Regions from separate parts of the Mus musculus genome. Here region 2 is linked to region 1. Evidence: chromatin loops called from intact Hi-C (ENCODE). Cell type or tissue: gastrocnemius. All regions are shown on one strand. Links, peaks and the distances in the headings refer to the core of each region. The heading gives the core; the rest is flanking DNA.

Region 1 (8,337 bases), core at 65-8,064:
AGCTGACTGCCTCGACTTCCCCAGTTGGTTTCTTCTGGATTTGTGACTTCCCATTTTGATGATACTATCTCTATATGCTTTTTTTCATCATTATTTTTTAAAAAGGTTTATTTGTTTGTGATACACACACACATATATATGTATGTATTTTGTCCACGTGTATGTCTGCACATACATACATCTGAGAAGAGGGCATCAGGTCCCATGGGACTACAGTTATAGACAGTTGTGAGCTGCCACACTTTAGCTGAGAACTTGCTTACAGTTTTAGAGGGTTGATTCATGATCACCATGGCAGGGAACATGGTGGCATGGCAAGAAAGGCATGGTGCTGGAAAAGTAGCTAAGATTAGTTCATATCTGATTTTCAAGTTGCGGGCAGAGAGAGGGTGTGTGTGGAGACTGAGTAACTGCCTGGCTGGCCCTGGCATGGCTTTTGAAACCCCAAGCCCTTATTTCCTCCAACAAGGCCACACCTCCTAATCCTTTCCAAAGAGTTCCACTAACTGGGAACCAGACATTCAAATGTATGCATCTATAGGAGCCATTCTCATTCAAACTACCATAGAGTCTGTATAGAGTTCATGTTCCTGGCCCCAGTTTCTTGCTCTAGTGACCTGTAGAGGCATGTATGAACCTCAGCTTGATCTGTTATTCCTGGCACTCTTCTTCTTGAAGATGCCAACAGGTCCTAAGAATTTATCTTGCCCACTTGTGGTCCTTGGATTGCTTAGTAGACAGACATTCCATGAATCCTGCAGAGTCCATGAAGGAGAGGGGCTAAACATACCCAAGAGTAACCTCCATTTTTGTTCTTGAAAAATCTCACCGACTTTCTTCAGACATAAAGCTTGGGCAACAACCGCCAGACCCAGAGTTCTCATTTTGTCATCTCAGCGGATGCTGTGCTCCCCAGAGGTTCTGTGTAGGCACCCACTCTAAGTAACACAACCTCCCTGAAGCTCTATTAGAGATCTCAGAAAGTTTCCACAGCGGATAGCCCAGAGGTCACCCTATGCTGGGTTGCTTTTGCTACTTCATTACATAAGCTTAGCCCTTTGACGGTTGTGTCCTCCAACTCTGTTTGCAGTGGTGCTTTATAGTCAGAGGATTGGTCCGAATGCTAGCTTTGCATCCTAGTAGCCTCATGCTTGAGTACGCTAACCTTTCTCAGCCTGTTTTCTCATCTTCAAAATGAGGATAATTCTGGGAGTGGCAGTTCCCACTTGTAATCTCAGTTCTGAGGACCTTGAGGTAGGAATATCAGTAGTTTGAGGCCAGCCTACGTTACATAGCACAAACCTAACCAAACCAAAAAGCTATTTAAAGTACAAAAATATAAAAACATTTAAAATATAAAAATAAATTAAGATAAAACTACCTACTTTGTGTAATTATGAGGATAAAATAGGAAAAAAGCAAATATGTAGTATGTGGGATATAGTGAGTATTTAACAACAACCAAGAATAATCACCATTTTTTCTCTCACCAATTTCTATGTATATGTTTATGTGCCCTAGATTTTGGATGTGTACTACGTTAGTGCCGGTGCCCATGGAGGCCAAGGAGAAGGCACTGGATCCCCTGGTTCCAAAGCGAGTGCTTGAACCAACCCTGGTCCTCTGCAAGGACACTATATGATATTAATTACTAAGTCATCTTTTCAGCTCCTCTTATATAGTTTCTGCCTTCTGTGCTTTGTCCTGTACTTTAAGAACATGAGTTGTAGTGAAGAAAATAAAGGAAGAGTAAAAAGAGATATACTATCTCTTATATTGACTTGGAAAAGCAAGTTTTAAGGAAAAAAAAAAAACCTCAGAAATTAAAGCTAAAAGAAATCACATAAATAAGCATATGTTAACTATGGGTGCAAATCAAGGTAAATTTAAGTATTGCATGGTGTCTTAGTCAGGGTTTCTATTCCTGCACAAACATCATGACCAGAAGCACTTGGGGAGGAAAGGGTTTATTCAGCTTACTCTTCCACATTGCTGTTCATCATCAAAGGAAGTCAGGACTGGAACTCAAACAGGTCAGGAAGCAGGAGCTGATGCAGAGGCCATGGAGGGATGTTCTTTACTGGCTTGCTTCCCCTGGCTTGCTCAGCCTGCTCTCTTATAGAACCAAGATTACCAGCCCAGAGATGGCACCACCCATAAGGGGACCTCCCCCCCTTGATCACTAATTGAGAAAATGCCTTACAGCTGGATCTCATGGAGGCATTTCCTCAACTGAAGCTCCTTTCTCTGTGATAACTCCAGCTGTGTCAAGTTGACACACAAAACCAGCCAGTACATATGGCTAGAGGACAAAGGTTTTATGAAATTGCCTCTCTGGATCCTATTTTATTTGTTTGGTTTTGACATTGATTTGGGGTTGTTCCCTATATCAGGCTGACCTTGAATTCACTATAAATCCCGGGCTGGCATTGAACTTGTAGCAGTTCTCCTGTCTCATCTTCTCAAGTGCTGGAATTATAGACATGAGCCACCTTGACTGGCTTTTAAAATATTCTTCATTTATTTTATTGTTTCTTGTTTTGTCAGGCTGATCTTAAAACTCATAGCAATCATTCTCCCTCAGTCTCCCACGTGCTGGTTTTGTAGACATGTCCCCACCTTCATGTACCCAGGCCTCAGCAGATCCTCTGTAGACTTGTTATCGTATGTTATACATTCTTTCTCGCACAAAGGATATCATAGAGAAGACGGTTTACTCTTTCTGATGGGGAGATATAATTTATCTTAAAACTACACTGTATTTAGAAATATTGAGAAAGATCATAAATGGCTGGAAGAATGGTAATTTGATATGCTAGTATCATGGAAATAGGCTTTACAATAACCCTTCTGAAAACTATAAATTAAAATGTTTTGGGAAACTACAATGAAACAATAAATGACTGATTTGTAGATATTGTTATACTAAAGCCAACTTAATAAAAAACAAAACAAACAAACAAACCCAAACTAGCCCTCTGAACACCCAATGAGAGTGCTGTCCTCTAAAGGTGTATGAAAGTGTGTCTCTGCCCCTATATCTTCACACAAAGGTGACATGATTGTTTAAAACATGGTTGACTCTGAGCTGTAGAACATAGGTCAAAGGGTCAGAGGTTGAAGAGACCTATGTTTCTTCTAGTAACAATTTGACATAAAAGACTTATTATATGCATGTATGAAGTACTAAAATAAAAAGTTTTACTTATTCATTACTCATAGTGCTGAGTGCTGGAGGATCAAATTTGGGGTAACATAAATGCTAGACAGGTATTCTGCCCCTGGGCTTACATCCCAAGCCCCTGAATGTTTCTTTTAAATGTATGTTAAAAGCCATGTCTATTTGCTTGCAGTTCTAGATGACTCTGTCACTGGCCTAGAAAAGGCTGAGGTCTCCCAGGTCACCAGCACACAGGCACAGAGCCTGGCTCTGTGGTGACTGACAGCATTGCAAACACATGCCTGGCATAGTTCAGAAAGCCTGTCTTGTTCTATTACTAGTGCCTGGACGTTTTGCTCCTGTGGCAAATCTCTAAATTTAGATGCTTTTTAGGGTGACCTGTGAGTGACCTTTGTCATGAAGATTAGTGAAGCCTCGGAAGGCAGCTTGCTTCTTCTTCATGAGTTTGGATGGAAAAGGTGGTGCTTGGAAAGCAAGGCTTGTGGGGATTTCTCTATCAATGGAGAGTGAGGTAGTGAGCATCCCAGTTTTTCCTTTACATCTCTCAGGAGACATTTACCTTGCACTTGTTTATTTGTGGAGATCAGTTCTCACTCGGTCAGGAAGAACCTCTTTTCCTGCCGCTGTGCCAGCTGGCCCATGAGCTTCTGGGTGACTCTTAGCCCTGCCTCCCATCTTGCTGTGGAAGGGCAGGGATTACAGATGCTTGCCTCGGCATCTGGCTTCTAAAGTTTTCTTGGAGGCTTAATGTGGGTCGTTAGATTTATGCTGGTAAGACTTTTATTTATGGAGCTGTCTCTCCAGTCCCTAGATGTAACTCATAAAATAAAAATCCAGGGTAAAGTTCTCTCTTTTTTTTCCCAGTAACCTTATGGAGCTATCTGAAATTAACATAACTTAGCTCTAATATAATATCTTCCATGTTTAAGTCCCCCCCCCCCAATTTTCCAACTAAAAGTAGCAAACACTTATTATCCTAGTACTTGGGAAACTGAGGGCAGAATGATCTCAAGTTCAAGGTCAATCTTTGTTGAGAGCAGAATTATCTGACCATACTGAAAATTTGTTCTAACTCTCTCTTTCTATTCAATCTCAATCTCTCCCCCATAACCCTCCCCTTCTCTCATTCTCTCTCTCTCTCTCTCTCTCTCTCTCTCTCTCTCTCTCTCTCTGAGACAGGGTGTTTTTATGTAGCTCTGGCTGTTCTGGAACTCTCTGTGTAGACCAAGCTGATCTCAAACTCACAGAGATATGCCTGCCTCTGTCTCCTGAGTGACGGTATTGAAGATGGGAGCCACTATGATATTCTCTTCTCTCTCTTTAATGATTTATTTTTTTATTTCATGTGTATGGATGTTTTGTCTGCGTGCATGTCTGTGCACTACATGCATGCAGTGGATCCTTTGGAAATACAGTTAAAGATGGCTGTGAGCAGCCATGTGGGTGCTGGGAGCTGACTCGGGGGCCCTCTGGAAGAGCAGCAAGTGCTTTTAACTGTCGAGCAATCTTTCCAGCACCCTGTTCAAACTCTTTAAAGAAAATTACATATTTTAGTTCGTTCATAAAGTAGTAGACTTCCATGTCTTTTTCCCCAATACATTTTTGGTTTGGTTGATTTTCCCTCCCACTTCTACCTTCTCCACTAATTCCATTTAAATCTTTTCATCCCTACTATTTCCTCAACCTCCTTTTGCTTTTTAAATTCTACTTTAGTTTTTAATTATATGTATGTGTCTGTAGTTTCGTGTGGGTATGTGCATATGAATGCATGTGCCCTCAAAAGCCAGAAGAGGGCACTGGATCGTTGGAGCTGGAGTTCCAGTTGGTTGTGGGCCACCTGATGTGGATGCTCTCAAAGAGCAGCAAGTTCTCTTACCACTGAGCTAACTCTGCGGCTATCACTTTCCCATTCTAACCATGAGTCCCCAGACCACTTCATTGCACCCAAATGTACAAACCAGTTAGTATGCTTCAACAGATGTTCCTGGACACTCAACAGGTTCTCACTAATTCAGAACTGCACTGGGAACATCTGGACAGTCCAATGGGAGGTCATATATTGTGGGTTAAAATGGTGTCCTGCATCCGGTCCAGGGCTCAGGATACCCATGCCGCCACCCGGCAGGTGTCGGGCTGTGAGAAGCTGCAGGACCCTGCTCTGGGGGTGGCGAGGCACAGTCTGGGGTCCCTGGGGAACTGCCGGAGTACCGCTTGTGGTTCTCAGACTCTTGGATACTGCAGATGTCTCGGAAGAGCTGAGAAAAGGTTGTGGGCTCACGGGCAGGTTCTAACCCAGGGCTGAAGGGAAAAGGGAAACTGGTTGTGTCCTGCCTGAGGGACAAGAGCTTCCTTGGCTTGTTCGGCAGGCTTGGCTTGGTGGCAACTATGTCTAAGAACGCAGAGAGGCCTCCTGAGGGAGATTAGATGAGAGGCAATTTAGAGAAAGACCTGTTCCCCACAGTGGGTCCTGATGAAAAGAGGCAGTCGATGATTTTAAGGTGTTTATTGTCATGGAGGAGAGTTGTGATGTGTGAAACCTTACCCCACTTTCTCAGGGTGAGCCTGAGGTTAGATACCTTTTGCAAGGAGGAATGTCTGGGAAGGGGAGCTGAGAGGTTAGTAGAGGCGGAGAAAGGCAGAGACAGGGAGAGAGTAGAGAAGTAGAGGCTGGCCATGGCCATGTAGAGAGAGAGAGAGAGAGGAAGGAAGTGCGAAGAGAGGGGGAGCAAGAGGGCAAGAGAGAGGCAAGAGTAAGAGAGGAAGGAGGGGGCAAGCTGCCCCTTTTATAGTGGGCCAGGCCTACCTGCTGTTGCCAGGTAACTGTGGGGGTGGAGTCCAGACAGAATACCAGGGCTTGGGGTATTGCCCTACATGACTGATGGCCACAGAGTTATGGAGAGCTGAGGCCTGGTGTCAGGAGCCTAGTGTTTGGGAGTGTGGCGAACACCTTCCAGGTTTAAACCTAGCTCCATCAGAAAGCAGGTTGCCTTTCATGGTCCCACAATCGATTATCTTTCTCTTCCTAATTTGTTTTTTTTTTTTTCTCTCTCTCCTTTTCTAGAGCCCTTAGGGACTTTGTATTAGTGTGGGAGACACTTCTCTCTCTCTTTCCCTTTCATATTTCCTTTTGGTCGTGGCGTATGGTGTCACAGACTGGGGACACTCAGAGTGCCTGAACTTTCTCTCTTGTTTCACAGGCAGTTATTTGAGCTTAGGTGGCTACCAGCTGCCAGCTGCCAGGGTCTATACCCTTAGATGATCTTGCCTCCAGTCAGCACTCATGAAGCCTTCCTTTCTGGAGCAGTTGAAAATGGCTGGGCAAATTTCCACGAGAGGTTTGATTCATGAAAATATTCGGTGTCACTTTCCCTTTCCTCAGCTAACGGTGTCCCATGTCCATGTATCCAAAAGGGTCCCTGATGTATGGGCCTTAGCTAAACTTATGCTGATAGCCAAACCTGGGAGTCCCCTCTCTGCCCTGCAGGTCCACAGCTGTGCAAAGGTTGGGGCACACATCGAACCTCCTGAGGCACAAGATGCAGTCGCCTGGCAGTGAGTGTGCACTTGCAGTCAACATTGCAGGGGATCACGTTGGTGCTGATGGTGCCTTTGGACTTTGCCACACTGCAGACTCGGACTTTTCAATCGCATGCCCAAACTTCCTCTTCCCAGTTCTTTTATTATTAATTAGATTTGCTCATCTATGACTTCATCCATGTTTAAAAGACATTCTGATCGACTCCACTCACCCTTTCATATCTCCTTCCCAATCCTGCCAGTACCTCTTTCTCTCTGCACGTCCCTTTCCCACATTCCTGACTTTTGTTTTGTGACCCACTGAGTTAACCAGGGTCATCTGTGTGACCCTGCATTTGTAAGGATCCACTGGAGCCTGGTGGACTCACCAGCGGTTGTGTAACTGAGTACAATGACCACCCCAATCCCTCGTAATGTATTAGTATTCAGTAGTTCGTCAGGGAGGGGTACGGTCCCACATGCAGCTTCTCGGCTCAGGTTTGACTCTTGGCACATCCTCTCGTGCAAGCCCAGTGCAGGCCACACCTGATCACCACAGCTGTGATGAGATCATGATTGCAGTGTTTATGTCACTCCTGGATGACAGCATTTCACAGCCCTTCTCCGTGTCTTCTTGCTCTCACATTCTTCTGTGATGCTGCCTGAACCTTCGAGGGGGTGGTGTAAATGTCCTCTTTAGGCACCTGGAGCAGCAGTGAGTCTCCATTCACTAAATACCTTGTTTACTGCAGGGAAGCTTCTCGAAGGCTTAGAGTGGCATTTGTCTATAGATGGATTTGGAAGGAGGTTTGGTGCTGTGTGAGATTAATTAAACGGCAGGGAGTAAATCCCATCCACCCTGCCCCCTCCTTATGGCTTTCCCAGAAATGAGTTTTTGAGTGGGTTTACAGTAGCAGGCATGTGTCCCTTCTGTGGAGCAGGCTGCAGATGCAGGCAGAGAGTAGTAGACTATCACAATAATCGTCATGCTACTATCGTGCTGCTGGGCACATCTTGCCAAGTGCGTTGGTGCTGTATCCATGGGGTTCACAGATGGGGAAGATGTTGTCATTTCTTTCCCAGAAGCCTGTACAACACGTTCTAGCATTATAATCTAGCCAGCAGGGAGGAAGCCCCAAGCTCATTTCCATCTTGATTTCTCTATATCATACATCTGAACGGTGTACAATAGCATCTGAACATCAAATTCTGGTGGATAACCAAGAGGAAGGGCAAGTGCCTTTGTTGTTTGGTGGCTTCTAGGGCTTCCATTGCCAACCATAAGGAGACATTTCACATCTGGCACTGGGACTTTTATTCATTAACCCATGGGTTTTAAGCCATGCAGGCTATCTCTGTCCTAGCATAAACAGTTACATATTTTTTTACTTAAGTGTATGTGTGAATGTTTGTGTGAATGTATGTCACATTTGTGCTTGGGCTCACAGAGGCCAGAAATTATTTGATCCCATGGAGCTGGAGTTATAGGACATTGTGAGCCACCTGACATGCATGCTAGGAATGGGATTCTGGTCCTCTGGAAGAGCAGTGTGGCTTACAAAGTAGTAGGTTTCTATAGTGCTTTCTTATACACCTTTTGTATTGGTTAATTTTCCTCTTCTTCTTATTCCATACAGCCA
Region 2 (8,337 bases), core at 102-8,101, 74 kb after region 1:
GTAAAGTGCCAAGACCTCAGTAAGTGACAGTGGGGTGTATTGTCCCCCACGGCTATCACAAAATGGTAGTAAGGGTGGAATGCTCTATGTAGACATGGAAATGGAAGACCAGGCAAAAGTTGGATGCCTTCTATTATTGGTTTCCTTGGACTGACTAATTTTCATTATTGCTGTGTTGTATAAAAAGATAAGATAAGATTTGGTGGAGGCATGATATGGTGTGGGGGAAGTGGTGCCCCTGCAGGTCCAGGCTGAGGCAGCCCTTCCTTCTCTGAGGTACCAGCCACACAATAGTATAGTATAGAATAGTTTATTCAGGGCATGAGGGAGGGGAGTTGAGAGAAAGGCAGAGGGGGTTGGGGGGAGACTGGTCATGAGCATGTGGAGAGAGGGGTTGGGGGAGAGGAATGGGGAGAGCAGGAGAGCAGGAGCAAGAGGAGAGAGCAAGAGGGCCAGAGAGAGATGAAGGTGTGAGCAGCCCCTTTTATATCGAGTCAGGCACACCTGGCAGGTAACTGTGGGGCAGAGCCTAGACTAAATGCCAACAAGTATCCCTGACAAAATTGAAATACTTTAATAGGTGTTATTTAAGTTTGAACAACAACAACTTCTTCTTCTTCTTCTTCTTCTTCTTCTTCTTCTTCTTCTTCTTCTTCTTCTTCTTCTTCTTCTTCTTCTTCTTCTTTTTCCTCTTCCTCTTCCTCTTCCTCTTCCTCTTCCTCTTCCTCTTCCTCTTCCTCTTCCTCCTCCTCCTCCTCCTCCTCCTCCTCCTCCTCCTCCTCCTCTTCTTCTTCTTCTTCTTCTTCTTCTTCTTCTTCTTCTTCTTCTTCTTCTTTTTCTTTCTCCTCCTCCTCCTCCTCCTCCTCCTCCTCCTCCTCCTCCTCCTCCTCCTTTTTTTTTTTCTTTCAAGACAGGGTTTCTCTGTATAGCTCTGGCTGTCCTGGAGTTCACTTTGTAGACCTCCACTTTGGCCTCGAACTCAGAAATCCACCTGCCTCTGCCTCCTGAGTGCTGGGATTAAAGGTGTGTGACACCACACACCTTCCAGATGTTTTTGAATTGCTATGGGCTTGCTGTATCCATGCATTATAATTTTGAATTGTAAATGAGACTCAGAGGAAGCTACAGAATCTCTGGGGTTTGGGAGGCCAGGAAGGACCAGTAGACATTTAGAGTTTAAGATCACAGGGTACCTGTGTCTGACTCTATTCTAGTGAATGCTGTATATCCCACCTATAGCATAGTACTTTCTAGAAGTATTTATGCAAAAATATAGTTTTAGAATTAAAATAAGCATGAGGTTCCATGGAGCTAGACAAGAGGAGAGAAAACAAACTACATGGCTAAACAGAGACTACGTTTATTTGGGGTGCATTCAAAACTTCTTCTTTGCCAGGACTTTTAAGGACTTAGGACTTGTGTTAGAGTGGAGTTAAGGATCAAGACTTTGTAAAATTGCATGTTTACTTTGAGCTTCAACGTGCCTTCATTAATTTTTGGTAGTCAGAGAAACATGTACCTAAGACATTTACCATTTTATTTACCATATTTTATATATTAACACATATGTCAGGTTCTGTGTCTTTAATACTAGGGCCACACAAATATCAAGATACAGTTCTTGCCCTCACATTACACTTGGATATAGCAGGTGAATGGTCACCTGAACAGGTATTTCCAGTAGAGAGTGTCAAAATGATAGAGGTGGGGGAAGGGGCTAATAGAAGGCAAATCCAACTCAACCTGATTGGGGGTGAGGGAAGCAAGGTTCTACAGGAAGTGACTGCTTGATCTCAGCAGATACCCTTTGTGGGGAATTGCAGGCTGGTATCCAGTTGAGCTGAGGTCTGAACCCTCTTGGTCATAATTCAACTACATGACACGGTAGGCGTTCCCTTATGCTCCTGGAATTCTAGCCCCTGCCTAAGGTACCACCTCCCACAGCCCCCATAAGAGAAGCACGGTCAGTAGTCATGTAAGCAATGGCCCAAGCTTCTGACCTTCAGGCTAAACTCCTCCCCAGTTACCTAGCAACAGTGAAGACCATAAAAAGGGGTGCTCAGCCCCCACCTCGCTCTCTCATTCCTTTGTCCTCTCACCTCTCTCATCTCTCACCTCTCTCTTCTTCCCTTTCTCTTTGTTTTTCCTCTCCTCTTTTCCTCTTTCTCTCTCTTTCTCTCTAGCCTTCCCCCCTCTCCATTCTCTCTTCCCCCCTGCATTTCTCTAATAAAGCTCTTAAACCATAGATGGTTTCTGCTCCTTCAAGATCCACTGCACCACTCTGGTCAGTGTTGGGAACTTCTTCCCCTATTCCCTCTCTCCCACAACCCTGGTGACTTTAGCAAAGTAGCTCCAGGTGGGTGGGTCTCCAGGCAGGGCTGCCCCTTGGCCACCCCCTGAAGAATAGGAATGCCCACCCAGGGATGAGTGGATAGGGTAGGTAGCAGCCCTCCCATGCCTGACTGACCAGAGAATAGGGAAATTCTGGTGGGGTGTGGGCATCTTTTTCCTATCCCACTTCTCCCTGCCCCCCTGGGCCTCCCCCTTTTTATTTTTGTTCCCAATAACCCTTCTGTACTCGGTGATCTGTGGCTCTCCTCTTAGCTGCCCACATATGAGCCACTTTAGTCTCTGTCCAGGATTAAGACCTCTTCTCCCATGGAAGCATCTCTTATCCAGAGAAAGCATCTACCTGAAAATCTTTGCCACTTTTCCCCCCTACACTGTTACTTGACTAAATATGGAAGGCTATGGCTGAAGTCCCTGCCTCTCCATAAAAAACAACTTCACTCTAAAGAGCCCTGTTTATACTCTGTGCCTCACAGACATACCATACCTTTATCTTTCTATATGGAGATGTGTAAGTTAAAAACAACCATGTGTTGTGATGGATCAGCTAATATTCTCAGACTAGGAAATCCAGGTAAGGATCCTCTCACTAAGCTACATCCTCAACCTCTGATTAAGAAAATGGATTTTATATTGTAGAACGTAGAATTTATCTTTTAAAAAATAAAAATTCAAATAATTATTGTTTCACTAGTTGAGTTTTGTATGGAGCAGTAAGTCACAAGGGCATTGAAAAAAATAAGAGCCCTCTGTCCTGGTTAGTGGGAGCACTATAAAGAACAAAAATGGGGCTAAAGAGATGGCTCAGTGGTTAAGAACACTGGCTGCTCTTCTAGAGTGCTCAGGTTCAATTCTCAGTACCCATGTGGCAGCTGACAAACTGCCTATAACCTCAGTACCAGGAGATCTGATACTCTCTTCTCGCCTTTCAATGCACCAGGCACACATGTGCCGCTCAGATATATATGCAGCAAAAATCCATAGACAATAAACAAACAAACAAACAAACAAATGCCTAAAATCAAACCAAAACAAAAGTTAAGTTTGGACTGAATACCAACGGAATATCAACTGAACACTAATGACTTTTTTGTTTTGTTTTGTTTTGTTTTTTTTGAGACATGGTTTCTCTGTATAGCCTTGGCTGTCCTGGAACTCACTTTGTAGACCAGGCTGGCCTCAAAATCAGAAATCTGCCTGCCTCTGCCTCCCAAGTGCTGGGATTAAAGGCGTGCGCCACCATGCCTGGCTCTAATGACTTGTTTTAAATGAAGTTGAAAGCAAATATTTTTTTAGTACATCCACATCCTGTACTTGCCACAGACCCTTTTTGGTCCCTGTCTGCGTAGAACGGGTCTCTGGTTGTAGGTGAACAAGGAGTCAGCAAATGAATGACAAACAGAATCAACAGGAGAGATTGTGTAGAATCTGAATGTGTTTTCACAAAGTGTACACCAGTCTTATATAATACAGAAAACAAAGGGGTAGGATGTCACAGCAGGCAAAGTACATTGCAGTTGCCTGACACAAAACAAAGGAATGACTTCAAAAGGACTTTCAGGAACCAGGTAATATTTACAGTAAAGATAAAACAGCTCTGCTTAGGGTCAGTTAATGACTGGTAAGGATTTCACACCCTAGTCACAATTTGTGCTACTCCTTTGAGCCTTGTGAAAACTAGCACCAGGGGGTTGTGCTCTAGCAGAATAATGCAGTACCACAACCCCCTATTTCCTAGGCCTTGATAAATTCTTGTATGAGTGTAACTTGGCTGTTCTTTTAAGTATCTGTGGCGAATCTCCATTTGTCAGAAGAATTCACCAACTTGCTTTTAATATGCAGTGTAGCCTGCTATACCTGGCTGTAGAGAAGATTCCTGTCTCAGTGGGATTCCCTAACTCTTACATGGTAAATCCACCTATTAACTAGGCCATTGTGTATTCCCTTGTTTGGGTGAGACTGGCTACTGTCCTAAGTAATCACTCTGCAGACCAGCCCTGAGCTATTCCAGCTCCATTCTTTTTAATGCATAATTAGTTTCACTGTCTCTACTAGAAGTAAATTAGAATGTTACTGAATAGGTAATCTTCTCACTGAATTCCAAGTTTGTCAGCTTCAATAATTTTCTAGGATGTTGGAACATTGGCGAAGGCTTAGCTATGTCAGAATTCAATCTTTTTTTTTTTTTTCAGAATTCAATCTTTAAAGGCACTTATAATAAAATAATACTAAAAGAGAGCACATGGATCCATACACCAGACTAACTCGGGGATAGGGTATGAGTATACAGGTTATGAGAATGCCAAGGTTCCAGGAGGTTGAGTTTCCTTGAAACTCCCTGCCTTGTGAGTGCTTCCAGGCCTCTCGGCCTGCCAAGCAGACTTCACTGGAGTGTGTGTAGCATTCTCTCACTTGGAATGAATTTTGCAGGAGAGCAAATTTAAATTTATCAGTCAATAAAACATGAGGCTAAGAATAATCTAGATGTTAGGTGATATTCAAGGTATGTATTGGTTGATAGCTGAGAGGCTTGGAGTGTTAGGGCTGTAGTCATGAGTTGAAGTTGGAAAGTAAGACATCTAATAGTATCATACTGTGCTTTGGGTTATTACAACAGAATATCTTCTGGGAAAATTGTAAAAAAAAAGAAATGTATTTCTCTTAGTTATTGAGATTGAACAGTCCAAGAGCAAGGGGTCATATATGGTAATGACCTACTTTTTTGTGGAAATTCTAGACTGATATAATACAGTGCATCACCTGCTGAAATAGAACACCACATTAGGGTTACTATTGCTGTAATGGAACATCATGACCAAAGCAAGCTGGGGAGGAAAGGGTTTATTTGTCTTATACTTCCACAACACTGTGCATCATCAAAAGAATTCAGGACAGGAATTCAAGCAGGGCAGAAACTGTGAGTCAGGAACTGATGTAGAGTCCATGGAGAGGTATTGTTTATTGCCTTGCTCCTCATGGTTCATTCAGTCTGCCTTTTTATAGGACCTAGAACCATGAGCCCAGGAATACCACCACCCACAATGGGCTGGGCCTTCTTCATCAATCACTAATTAAGAAAATGCCAAACAGGCTTACCCGCAACACAATCTTTTGGAGGCATTTTCTAAATTGAGGTTCCCACTTGTCAGATAACTTAAGCTTGTATTAAGTTGGCATAGAACTATGTAGCATACCTAGTGTGTCAAACAGCTTATTTTTTATATTGCTACAAAGATAGTTCCAATTAACTTGAGAACAGGTCAATCACTTATGAGAGCACTTTTCAAAGATCCTCTGTGGTTCCATTTTCTAAAAAATTATTTATTTATTTAATGTGTATAGGTGTTATACCTTCATGTATGTCTGTGTAGCACATGCATGAAGTGCACATAGAGGACAGAAATGGCTGTCAGATCCCCCCCCCCCAAACTGGAGTTACAGACACTTGTGAACAGCCATGTTGGTACTGGGAATCAAACCTGGGTCCTCTGTAAGAACATCCAGTGCTCTTAATTGCTGAGATGTTTCTCCAACTCCTGATCTCATTTCCTTCTCTTCTCTTCTCTTCTCTTCTCTTCTCTTCTCTTCTCTTCTCTTCTCTTCTCTTCTCTTCTCTTCTCTTCTCTTCTCTCCTCTCCTCTCCTCTCCTCTCCTCTCCTCTCCTCTCCTCTCCTCTCCTCTTCTCTTCTCTTCTCTTTCTCTCCCTCCCTCCCTCTCTCTCTCTCTCTCTCTCTCTCTCTCTCTCTCTCTCTCTCTCTCTTTCTTTCCTTCTTTTTTTCTTCACTTTGCATCCTGATCACAGCCCTCCATCTTTTTCCAGTCCCTCCATGTTGGGAGCTATTGTCCTGATCTCTGAATTGGGCCTCTCCCCCCAAGAAGAAAAGGAGGTCAAAAGCGGGCCATCGACACACTGTTCTGAGAACAACCACAGATTGTTCCAGCCCTAAGTCAGCACCGGATGTCCTGACCTCAAGATGTACCCTGATACTGCCAAGTTCCTGCTTCCCTATGTAGTCACCAAAAGAAAAATTTCCAGTGCCCCATCCCTTCTGCTGAGGTGCATTTCCTCTGCCCCATTCCTCCTGCTGAAAGGCACTTCCCCTTTTGCTTGTGCATTTAAACCTCGGGCCTGGCTAATGCATTTGGGGTCTTGATGGAATCCAGAATGTGTCGTTATTCGCACAAGACCCTCGTCTCTCTCTATCCCCCCATTTGGTTATTAGGAGAAGGTCCCTTTGAGACCCTTGAATAACTGGACCTGCTGGACGGGTCACCTCCCTTCACATGCCCCTCCCCCTCCCCCATCCCCTTCTTCCCTTCACCTCCTGGGGAACCAACCTACCCTGGCTTCAAGTCACTGCAGGAATAGGTACATTTTCTTCCACTGAGGTCAGAAAAGACAGTCCTGTTAGGGGAGCAGGATCCATGGACAGCAACAGAGTCAGGGTAAGTGCAGGGAGCTATATCCCAAGTTGAGTCCTCTCTGGAAGGTAGTTGAGGGGGAAAACCTTGGTGGGGGAGGGAGGCAAAACTTCCTTCTGCTAGAGTAAAGGTTGCTTCTAAGTTACTCTGAGGCCAGAAGCCATGGGTTCAGGTGAATTAACACCTTGTTATAAAATAGGGGGTGGTTGTTAAGTAAAGAGGTCTTTCATTCTTTTCTCTGCAGGTCCTGTGGCCCCAGGGCTGGGAGTTTATTTAAAGTCACTCTCATGAAGAAACAAAAACATTGAAAAGAGATTCTAGTCTTTATTTCTAAGAGAAGAAAAGGGGGTAGGGGTGGGGAAAGCCTATCCCTAAGGAAAAAAAATCTGTCTGTGTCTTTGTTCTTAGTCCTTACCATATTTTCTCAGGATACATGATCATATGGTGTTGTAAGCATCTTTCTTCAAGAGTTCACAAAAATTGAAACATAAATTCAAGTCATAAATTGAATAAGAAATAATAACAGAGATGTTTATGTGTGCTTCCATTAAGACTAGATATCTAACACAAGCTGGAGTCATCAGAGAGGAAGGAGCCCCAGATAAGGAAATACCTCCATGAAATCTAGCTGTAAGGCATTTTCCCAATTAGTAATCAGTTGGGGAGGGCCTGGTCTGTTGTGGGTTGTGCTGTCCCTGGGCTGGTAGTCCTGGATTCTATAAGAAAGCAAGCTGAGCAAGCCATGTGAAGCAAGTCAGTAAGCAGCACCCTCCATAGCTTCTGCATCAGCTCCTGCCTCCAGGATCTTGCCTTGTGTAATGAACAGCAATTTGGAAGTGTAAGCCCAATAAACCCTTTTCTCCCCTGCTTGCTTTTTTGATCATGGTGTTTTGACACAGCAATACAAATCCTAACTAATACCAGGAACATTTATGATGAGAGATTGTCAGTTCCAGTGTGCAGCAACCACCACATAGCTGATGTTTAACATTTTCTAAACTTGCTGAGTTCAAAGTCTGATCTGCCTTCCTGCTTCCTGAAGGTTAAAGAGTAAGTATCCATGGTAAAAATGTGGGAAGTTCTCCTATCTAATCCTTGTCTTTACAACCTTTATTGCCAATTGCTGTGATGTTTTCATACTAAGTACATGCAGTTGGATACCTAGCATGCTAATGTAAGACTCTGGCAAGCCTTAGCCTCCCAGGGACTCCATGAGTGAATGATACAGAGCTGGGAATTGATGCAAACAGCAAGAGGAACTTGTTCCAAATGCATTGAGGTTGTCCTACACCTGAAGGAGAAGTGGTGATCCCCGCCCCCATGCAGCTTGTTTGGTGAGATTTTATACAGTTTTATTGGTAGAGGCAACCTCTGAGAGGGTGAGTAGGAAGGAGAAGAGAAAAAGGAGATTGTAGGTTGTGATGCATGTGGCACTGTTGGGAGCTATTAAGACAACACTATTGTCCTGATCTCTGAATTGGGTCTCTCCCCCCTAAGAAGAAAAGGGGGTCAAAAGTGGGCCACCAAAGCACATCTCTGAGAACAACCACAGATTGTTCCAGCCCT

What was found. A loop is a pair of places that touch in the nucleus more often than their neighbours do. Peaks named below come from ENCODE experiments on the same cell type or tissue, not always from the same donor. Only the 100,000 strongest peaks of a DNase experiment are listed, where the experiment ranks them.
Region 2: it touches region 1 in a loop (3-fold over the local background); 3 of 42 quality-filtered maps call a loop at or near these places.

The regions. Positions count from the first base shown.
Region 1 is chr16:20,086,500-20,094,836 of GRCm38, reverse strand. No RefSeq gene overlaps it. Among named protein-coding and RNA genes, the nearest start is that of Klhl24, 6.9 kb to the left of the region's middle. In gastrocnemius, for the core only: a CTCF peak has its summit at 4,978 (motif pointing right); no DNase peak of the experiment used is centred there; H3K4me3 peaks cover 219 bases; H3K27ac peaks cover 3,970 bases.
Region 2 is chr16:20,012,305-20,020,641 of GRCm38, reverse strand. No RefSeq gene overlaps it. Among named protein-coding and RNA genes, the nearest start is that of Klhl6, 33 kb to the right of the region's middle. In gastrocnemius, for the core only: no CTCF peak of the experiment used is centred there; no DNase peak of the experiment used is centred there; H3K27ac peaks cover 1,607 bases.